Linked DNA regions of Homo sapiens: region 2 is linked to region 1. Evidence: chromatin loops called from intact Hi-C (ENCODE). Cell type or tissue: OCI-LY7. All regions are shown on one strand. Region 1 holds the start of LOC124900533 (small nucleolar RNA SNORA48). Region 2 has its middle 130 kb from the start of NYAP2.

Region 1 (5,000 bases):
GTTTATCAGTTAAGGTTCAACCAGGAGACAAAACCAGTGGAGACATATATTAAGAGCTATTATTGCAAGGAAGTGCCTATGTGATTGTGGAGGCTGACCAGGCAAGTCCAAAATCTGTAGGGCAGGCCGTCAGGAAGGGTGAGCAGGAACTCTCAGGCACTTGGCTGAAGCTGTAGTCCACAAGCAGAATTTCTTCTTCTTCAGGGAAGTTTCAGCTCTGCTCTTAAGGCCTTTTAACCGATTGAATCAGGCTCATCCACATTATCTAAAATAATCTCCCTTAAAGTCAGCTGATTATGGACTTTAATCACATCTACCAGATGCCTTCACAGCAGCACCCTGATTAGTGTTTAATTGAATAACCTGAGATGGTGGCTTAGCCCACTTGACACACAAAAAAGAGCATCGCACTTGGAGATTGAATGTTTGCGCACTCTCTCCGAAACATGTGCCATTTGTTCTGACCCTTGAAAATGGGGAATTTTTAAGTGGGGCAGTTGGCATTCTAGAGGGGGTGACTATTAAAAATTAGCCAAAGGAAACAATAAAAGAAGCCAAGGCATGAAAGTATAATCGGTGTTTGCAGAATGGCTAGTTGTTGCTATGTGGCTTTTCCCTGAACCTCAGCTCTCAATTTCCTCATCTGAGGAGTGGGTTCAGTACTTGTCATAACTGTCCTCCAGGATGGAAGAAGATGATATTTGAGGGTGCCTTTTGGAAACAGTTAAACATTGTGAATGCTAAGGGATTTTTTTTCTTTCTTTAACCATCCATGTGTCCAAGGTATGGACCAGTCATGGACACAGGCCAAAAGCCAAGCCGGGATAAACAAGGTGTTGCTTTGTCTCTGGCTAATGTGAGATGGGCTCCACCAACCAGAAGCTACTCTTCCCATGTCAGAACACTGAGGTGTTTTATAGTCATGGTGGTGGTGGCAGTAGCATTGGTGAGAGTGTGAGGTTGGTGTGATAAAAACCGAAGGCTCGGCCGGTAACAGAGAGCCTGATTGTTGCAGACTTTGTCTAAAATTTGTGTTTTTAAGAAAAAAAAAGTGACATTCTCTTGACCTTAGTTCCTAATGGGCTAAAAGAATGAAAAACATCCCTGTATATAAGTCTGTGCCCAACTGTCACAAAGCAGCAATAGCCATTTGCTCTGGGCTAAGACAGCTCAGCCTTTTTTTTTTTTTTTTTTTTAAGGAAGTAGACCTGTTTTTGATGCTTGAGATATTAGGGGTGAAGGAGAGTCATTTATTATAAATGTGTTGAATACTTTGCCTAAATAGGGAAAGGGAGTTAAACTACATCCAAGGAAGCTGTTCCAAGTTTCTTAGGTAATGGCCATTAAGGCCAATTGACTCCGTCACCAAAGAAAGCACCAGAAAACGTGAGTCCCGTTTGACAGACTTCTTTCCTTTTCAGAACTGTGTCCTACAAACCAAACAAATCTCCCCCAATTGTTAAAGCCATATGCATTTTGAAGGAAATGTAATCCATATGTTCCTGAGTCACTTATGCCTAAGTCATTAAAAAGTTATTTTTTAAATGTGATTTCATGTTTGAAGTCATTTTAGAGTATTTTTAGTAGACTCTCATTCTTCATAATGCTAAATTTTTCTTGGTTTGTTTTCTTGTTTTATTTAAACACACTGTATATCATCTTAACACATCCTGTGGCGAGGCACAAAGGGAATCTTGAACTCAGAAGGAGGGTCTGGTGTACTGGAATAACACATTTGAGGCAGTTTCTATTTTCAGAAGTTTACAACTGTCCCCCCCCCCTTAATTTTTTATTTTATGTCCTGGGCTGCTTTTAACCTGGTCACATCGTCATCCCAGCCCTCTCCCCCCGCATTCCTTAAATGGTTGTCCATGAAGAAGAAAAGGGAAAAGAGAAAAATGACAAAGAATAAAATCACATGGCCTCCTAGGATATACTTCTGCACTGTGCTATGTGATCCTTTCTTCCCAGAATTGAATGTATTTTCCCCTTTTACCTACTATTGTTGCTAGCTGGGAGAATTAAGGTGTTTCTTAAAGTGCCAACAAAAGAGAGAAATAAAACTGAATTGAGGAGCTGTCTCCAGCTTCTCATTTTTAGGACAAACAGAAGACGGTGTCTGCTTAGAACTGAAACTAATTGAAAAATGGTTTCATTTTTTACTAAAATAAGCTTTTTTCCCCCCTTTTTAACCTTTGTCTCATGATATGAGTCTCATGATATGGACCAAGTTTTATCTGTACATGAAGCATCCTGGTTTGTGTGTGAATTTGTCCATCGTGAACATCTGTTGGCTGCCAGAGGGCACGGAAGCAGCCTTATTTTTAGGCACTGGTAGAGGTCCATTTCTCTTCTCAGGGGCTGCTCAGGCAGCAGGTGTGTAGCATCAAACATAGCGAGAGGCACTCACCACCTGGAGGAATAAAGATGTAAGGAGTTAACAATTTTACTTTTCATCTCTGCCAGCCTGTGAAATATTTTCCAATGTACTTTTTTTATTTGATTCTCAAAACTGCCTTGAGGACCATTGTTTTTGTTTGTTTTCATAAAGAAATTGAGGCTCAGGGATGCGACTTTCTTCAGTATTTCACAAGGCAATCTTGGCAGCTGGTGTGTGCCTCGGAGAGGAGGGATATCGTGCCCATCATGTGGGGACATTTGAGGACCTTCGTGGACTTTTACTTTTGAAAGCCCTGCCCCACATCATTTCAAGTGTATTAAAACATACGCAATCTCCTATCTGTCCCACAGATCCCGTGTATAATATATATCATCATATATGTGAGTTGAGTTATAAATAGTTGAGATGGTACATTTCGTAGACACTTAATTAAATGTTTACTACTTTTAATTTTATAGTTTCTGTTTCATTTTGGAACCAACTAATTATTTTGAGGTCTGGAACATTTTCATGGGCCTTTAAAAAACTCACCCTCCCTGAGTGCTGTCCCTACAGTGGCTGAAGCCGCCTCTTGCTCTCATTCACTCCTGTTTCCCTCCTCACACCTGTGGCAGAACCGAGGCAGGTGCTTACTAAATGCTTGTTGGTGAATGCCCAAGTGAGTGAGAGAAGGAATAGAAGAAGTAACAAATAAGTGAAGTACAAGTAAGTGGCAAAGTCTGGTGTCGAAGGACGTCTGAACCCTTAGCGGGCTCATTTCCTTTGCACTGTCATCACAGTGAAGCAGAACGGGCATCTTCAAGCTGTGTATCAAAGTGTGTTCCTCCCCATTTCTCATTGTTTTGTTCCAAGCCAGTTTTCTTCTCTGTTACAGCTAAGGCATGAGAAAGAATAGACTACCAGCTTATTTGACTTTTGATAAGTTCATGAAGCAGCAATAGCCACTTTCAGGTCATAATCCATTCTTTTCTCTCTGTTTAGTTGCTATAGTTTATTTTTTTGCCTTGCAAATATGGGATAAATGTGGCTACTAACATTCAAATATTCAGACAAGTTTCTTGACAAAATCAGAGAGGTGTTTTTTGCCTGTTGTTTCTTTTGGTTTGTTTTCTTTAGAATACTGGACATTTGCTCTAAGTTATCTGTCATGTAATTTGTGTGTTTTGTTGAGATATGATTTTTTTTTTAATCCAAAGGTGGATCTTTGTGGCCTTTCTTCAAAGCTCTAGAATTTGGTGGCAAGGAACTTATTGAACATGATAGAAAACTAGAGAGAAAGCAAAAGCCCACTTTTTTTTTTTTTTAATTTTACTTTCAGTTCTTGGATACATGTGCAGAACATGTAGGTTTGTTACATAGGTCACATGTGCCACGGTGGTTTGCTGCACCTGTCAGCCCGTCATCTATGTTTTAAGCCCCACGTGCATTAGGTCTTTGTCCTAATGCTTTCCATCCCCTTGCCCCCTAACTCCCAACAGGCCTTGGTGTGTGCTGTTCCACTCCCTGTATCCATGTGTTCTCATTGTTCAACTCCCACTTACGAGTGAGAACATGCGGTGTTTGGTTTTCTGTTCCTGTGTTAGTTTGCTGAGAATGATGGCTTCCAGCTTCATCCATGTCCCTGCAAAGGACATGATCTCATTCTTTTGTATGGCTGCATAGTATTCCATGGTGTATATGTGCCACATTTTCTTTATCCAGTCAATCATTGATGGAAAAAGCCCACTTCTTAAGAAAGAAACACAAAGGTGCTAAATGAGAGGAGGGAAGAGAGAGACAGGGATTACCTAAAGAGCAGAGCCATCCTCCTCTTTCTCAGCCCTGCTATGCCCCCTGGAAAAAGGGGTCTGCCCATATGAGTGGGCCTGGGAAGGCTGCTCCACCCAGTTCATCTGGACTCCCAGGGTCACTAGATGGCACCAGGGCAGACGTGGGCCACACTCAAAACCCTGCAGTGCTGCTTCATGGACGGAGCTTCTGGGTCAAGGCAGGAGCTGGAAATGGTGGAACTTGCCCTCCATCTATGAAATTTTTTGAGTCAGTCATTCAGCAAATAATGACTAGACACCTATGATAGTGACACAACAGTGAACGGCACAGACTGGTCTCTCGAGTCCAGGGGCTCTCTGCTCACACTCGGCCAAGCTCTTGCTGTTTAAGGGTGCCTTTCATGAAGTCTATTTGAAATGTTTTGGTTTCTGTCAGTTTTTGGTTGGGTTATAGGTAAGTACACAAGTTACCACATGTATTTAGAAGGCCCAATCCCTCCATTTATCAACTAAAGTTAAAGAAAGGAAGGAAGCCTGTAGCAAAAAAAAAAAAAAAACAAAAAACCATGCAGGTTCCCCCACTGCTATATGATTTTCTATATTTATGTTTTAATTTCTTGGTAGGCCTGGACTTCAAAGTAGAGATTCAGAGCCCTACCTGAGTTTGGGTTGTGCCCTGTGGCTGCCATCCTTCCTCACAGAAGTTCCTCCCTGGACTTCAGCCTCGGGGTTCTTGTTCACTTTCAGTATTTCCTTTTTGCAGTGTGTATGTGTGTGTACGGAACTATATAGTGTTGATTGTCCTTAAATGATCTTCTTCCAAACTCATC
Region 2 (5,000 bases), 1.7 Mb before region 1:
ATTTTCAGTTGATTATATTTTTTCCCTGTTAAACTTTAAGCAATCTTTACTAAAAAGTCATGAAACTTCTTATAGTACAAAAAAAATCCCAGGGACAAGTGTGGGTATACTTAATTGCTGTATATCAACATTCTCCAAATAGAGAATAATTTCCTATCATATCAAAAAATATCAAAAATAGTAAATTGATGATTAAGCTACAAATATTTTGAGAATAAAGATTTAAATCAACAGGGATAATGTAATATTCATAAACTTTTGTTGTCCACAAGGAATTAACATTTTCAAATAAAAATACTCAAAGAAAAAAAAGAAAAGCCAGAGGCCTGGTTTATCATTTTTCTTTTTTAATGAGTAGTTCTGCAAACAGATAGCTTAACCTCAGTGGGCCTCAGTTTCTCTATTTGTAAAATGAATCAGTTTGACTGAATATCTGTATGGCTCATTAAAACACAATAATTATTAAAGTTGAGAGTATCATCTTATTTACCAAGGTCCATTATATGTAGATGGATCTTTGCAAGGAAAATGTATTACTCCATTTTCATACCATGATAAAGAACTGCCGAGACTGGGTAATTTATAAAGGAAAGAGGTTTAATTGACTCACAGTTCAGCATGGCTGGGGAGGCCTCAGGAAACTTACAAGCATGGCAGAAGGCGAAGAGGAAGCAAGGCATCTTTTTCACAAGGTGGCAGCAAGAAGTGCCTAGCGAAGGGAGAAGAGGCCCTTATAAAACCATCAGATCTTGTGAGAACTCACTCACTATCACAAGAACTGCATGGGGGAACCGCCCCCATGCTTCAATTACCTCTACCTTGTCTCTCCATTAACACATGGGATTATGGGGGTTACAATTCAAGATGAGATTTGGGTGGGGACACAAAGCCTGACCATATCAGAAAATAAACACTTTGGAGTTGTACACAGACAAGAACAAATGTTGCTAGGACTTTCTATAGAAAACTAAGGGCATTCACATTTAACATCAGGTAATTGTTTTCTTTTATTATCATAAATAATGTATGTGTTATTGGGTTATAAACATCTTTAATAATTTTCCTTTCCATCTAAAAATGAATCAAATATGATCTTAACAAAAAGTACATATATTTAATTAAATCAGAACTGTATCTTGTAAGTAAATGAAGTGAAACAAAAACTGCTTTAAACAATGAAGTGGAATTATTGGATGATGACATTGAAAAAACCTAACAGCCTCAATCTAGTTAGGACTCCACATCCATTCATCTGCCATTCTGGCATTCTTCTCTGTGTTGGCTTAGTTCTCAGGCTGCTTTACCATGTAACTGTCAGACAGGTGCAAGCAGCAACTATAGCTATGGCTTCCTCATTTTCACCCATGTGGAGAGGGCATTGTTGCACCAGAAAATCAAACAAATGCCTGTGATTCCCCTTGATTGAGGGACTCCCAGTTCAGACCCTGTGAGCACAGAAAATGCCATATACCAATTTGGAAAGGACCATTATCTGGTCCAGTATCCATGGCAGTATCCATGGTAAAGATTGTACAATTAGGGTTCATCCAATGCTGCACAATGATGGATGAAAAATTCTCCAAAGAAAATTCTAGTTTCTGTTAGGAAGAGAGAAGAGAGAGTACTTTTAGATTATGCAACCAACAAATGTCAAATGTATGAGTATATATTCAAATGTATTCAATGTTTACAGTGAGAATATTACAGACACCAGTTGTTTTATGTTTTCTTATAGTATTTGGAACTCTAAATATGAAAAATGAGATCTAAGTTAAAATATTGGTGAATATTTATTGGATCTCCTAGTGGGAAATAGATTTAAGAATAAGAACAATGGACAAAATGTAAGTGAAAAGGGTGACATTTTAAAATTGTACATGAAAATATCCATAAAAATTAAAAGACAAATATAAGTTAGGAAAAATAGTTGCTAGAAAAATGATGAAGAATTAGCATCCTTCAAGATTAAAAGATTTCTTCACAACAACGAAGGCAACAATCCACCTTGTAGCAGACACTGTGGATGACTCACTTACTCTTCTTGGCTCATAATATTGGCAGGAAGCCAGTACTCACTTCTCCTTACCCCTGGTGGCCTGTGGCAGGCTGAAAGTGCTAGAGAGTTAATGCCCAATCCCCTAACAGTTCCTAGCTATAGACGGACAGGAGCTGTTGTGGAAATACCCTAGCTTTCTAGTCCATGGGTGGGATGATTTTGGATGGAAACCCTCTAAAACACAGAGCCTTTATCAGCCCCTTCTCTTCTCTGATTTCCCTTCTCTGTGATCAGGGTTTTCCAGGATTACCAACTCAACCCACTACTTTCACTCAAATACCACTGTCAGGGAAAGTTCCTATAAGAACCCAGACACTTCCACATCAATTTTTTAAGTTTTCAAAATTGCTCAAATTTTGAGATGTTTTTATCACAAAAAAAGAGCATAATTTAAGGTCATGGATTTATTAATTCACCTGATGAAACCATTCCATATAGTAAACATATACCAAAACATCACATTGTACCCTATAAATAAATACAATTTTGCCAATTAAAATTTGTAAAAAGTGAGTAAACAAACCACTACAGAATAAACATGAATATTTATTCACAGAAAACCCACAGAATAAAAGTGAAAAAAACTTCTACTTTGTAGTTATTAAACAAATAGGGAGATCCTATTTTTATTTTGTCAAGATTGTCCAAAATTAAGAGATAAAACTCAGTGTGTTATAAAGGGTATATTCAGGAAATCTTCCCATAATGTGAAGGTGATTTAGCAAAAATACTTACGAATATATTTTAAAAACATTTGTTTTTCAACTCAGTATGTCTACTTTTAATAGGTATTTGTAGATCTGTTAGAAATTATATCTAATTAATTAGAAAATACTGGCTGGGCATGGTGGTTCATGCTTGTAATCCCAGCACTTTGGGAGGCCGAGGTGGGCGGATCACCTGAGGTCAGGAGTTCAAGACTAGCCTGACCAACATGGAGAAACCCTGTCTCTACTAAAAATACAAAATTAGCTGGGCATGTTGGCGCATGCTTGTAATCTCAGCTATTTGGGAGGCTGAGGCAGGAGAATCGCTTGAACCCAGGAGGTGGAGGTTGCAGTGAGCCGAGATCGTGCCAGCCTGGGCTGGAAAAATGAATGAGAAAAACCTACATTCAAGCTCTCAGAATATTAGTTACTATAAGGGAAACTGGGAAGAGTGGAGGAGGCAAGGTTTATGAGAGAATAGACAAAAGTTTTGTGAATTCCTTTACCTTTCTCCTTCATGTATTCATCTTGACTCTGATGTTACACTGCCCTCAAGACTCTGGCTCTGATGCTCACCATTGCTTAAGTCTTGGAAGCACCTTCTCTTGGCCTGTTTCCAGATCTTCACTTGTTCTGAGCTATATATTGCATGTCTAGCATTAGTCTGGCATTGGCCTACCTGTTCTTTCCCTGGTGCCTGACTTGGATCTCATCCAGTTTTCAATGTCATTCCTCCCAACATTCAATAGTGACTCATTCCATTTTTTAGCACATTATCACCTGGACTATTGTACCATTTGATAGAATGCACTATTATGCTCTATGTTTGAATAGCATGAACTGATTTTGCTATTTTACAATTAATGCCATAAGTGATGGTGGGAAGGGATGTGTAGTGGTGACAGAAAATTAAAAGGACTTTATGCACATATTTTCCAGAATGTAAGAAGTAGATTTTCTTAAAAACACTGGATACTGGCTTCACATTTCTGCATAAATTCATTCTAAACCATGAAAATCACCCATAAATGGTAGGGGCCCAAATTGACTGTACCAGGGCAGATTGATCCTTTCCATTCATTAGCTACTATTCATTGTTGTCTGGATTCAGTGACATCATATGTACAAAAGTGTTTGCAAACTTTGGATCAAAACATCAATGGATGTTTTATTATTATGTTTTGTATGTTATAGACTCCAGCATTGTGATTCCATTTTCCAGCTAGAGACTGAACAACTTTTCAAAATGCTGAACAAAGTGCAGAATTTTCACTTATTTTTCAAATTTTTATGAATGTATTTGATATTATTGGTCTTTTGCACAAAATAAACTAATATCATTTGGTAAACATTTTTGTTTTATCTGGTAAATTAAAATACACAAAAAACCACAATTTTTCATTTTTAAAACTGGGGAATCATTAGAAATCACCAATGATATGTATAGTTAATTGAAATGCTGGGCTAAAACAATATTACTAATAAATAACTCAATGACACATGGCTAAAATGAACTCATATGCAGACTGTAATTATAAGTCATAATTAATCACATGCAGAGGTTATCTCCACTGTAAAGTAAATAAGTGTCTCACTCAGAGCTGATTTGTTAAAATACTATCTGGAAAGCCAATAAATATTCATTATACATATTAAACACAAAATTCTGCCAGTGGAAGATTACCCCTTTCAAGGTCACTTGTTTGGAAGAGCACAAAGATGAGGCAGCAAAGATACACTTATTCAGGTCTTTGTTAGCCAAGGTTTTTGACCTCTGGCAAATTCCTGACTTCGCTCTGTCCCATTTGGAAAATAGAATTTTGTATTCACTGACTCCTTTTGCTTTATAAGCATATTGTAAGCATAAAGTGCAAATAGCTCAATGAAAATAGCGGGGAAACATAAAATCTCTGTAAATATTAGGTATTCATGTTTTATGATTTCTAGCAGTTTTCAAATATTTTATTTGATGTGTAACATTAAATACTTCTCAAGTATTTTCACCCTATGAAAGCCACACAAATAAGAAGGTCCTTGATATGGTTAGGTTTTGCGTCCCCACCCAAATCTCATCTTGAATTATAGTCCCCATAATCCTGATGTGTCAAGGGAGAGACCAGGTGGAGGTAATTGAATCATGAGGGCAGTTTCTCCCACACTGTTCTCATGATAGTGAGTGAGTTCTCTTAAGATGTGATGGTTTTATAAGGGGTTCTTCCCTCTTTGCTAGGTACTTC

What was found. Hi-C counts contacts between places; a loop is a spot of excess contacts. Peaks named below come from ENCODE experiments on the same cell type or tissue, not always from the same donor. Only the 100,000 strongest peaks of a DNase experiment are listed, where the experiment ranks them.
Region 2: a loop joins it to region 1, with 4 times the contacts of the local background. A loop is called at or near these places in 3 of 110 quality-filtered maps.

The regions. Positions count from the first base shown.
Region 1 is chr2:226,968,219-226,973,218 of GRCh38, forward strand. The region is part of intron 8 of RHBDD1 (rhomboid domain containing 1); the gene reads left to right. LOC124900533 (small nucleolar RNA SNORA48) reads right to left here and starts at 904; the gene lies at 771-904. It also overlaps a transcript of COL4A4 not described here. RefSeq lists an enhancer at 2,281-2,350. In OCI-LY7, a CTCF peak has its summit at 2,442; DNase peaks (open chromatin) are centred at 1,313, 2,343, 3,043 and 3,773; H3K4me3 peaks cover 3,073 bases; H3K27ac peaks cover 4,489 bases.
Region 2 is chr2:225,268,924-225,273,923 of GRCh38, forward strand. No RefSeq gene overlaps it. Among named protein-coding and RNA genes, the nearest start is that of NYAP2, 130 kb to the right of the region's middle. In OCI-LY7, a CTCF peak has its summit at 2,112 (motif pointing left); DNase peaks (open chromatin) are centred at 1,328 and 2,078; H3K4me3 peaks cover 1,180 bases; H3K27ac peaks cover 2,707 bases.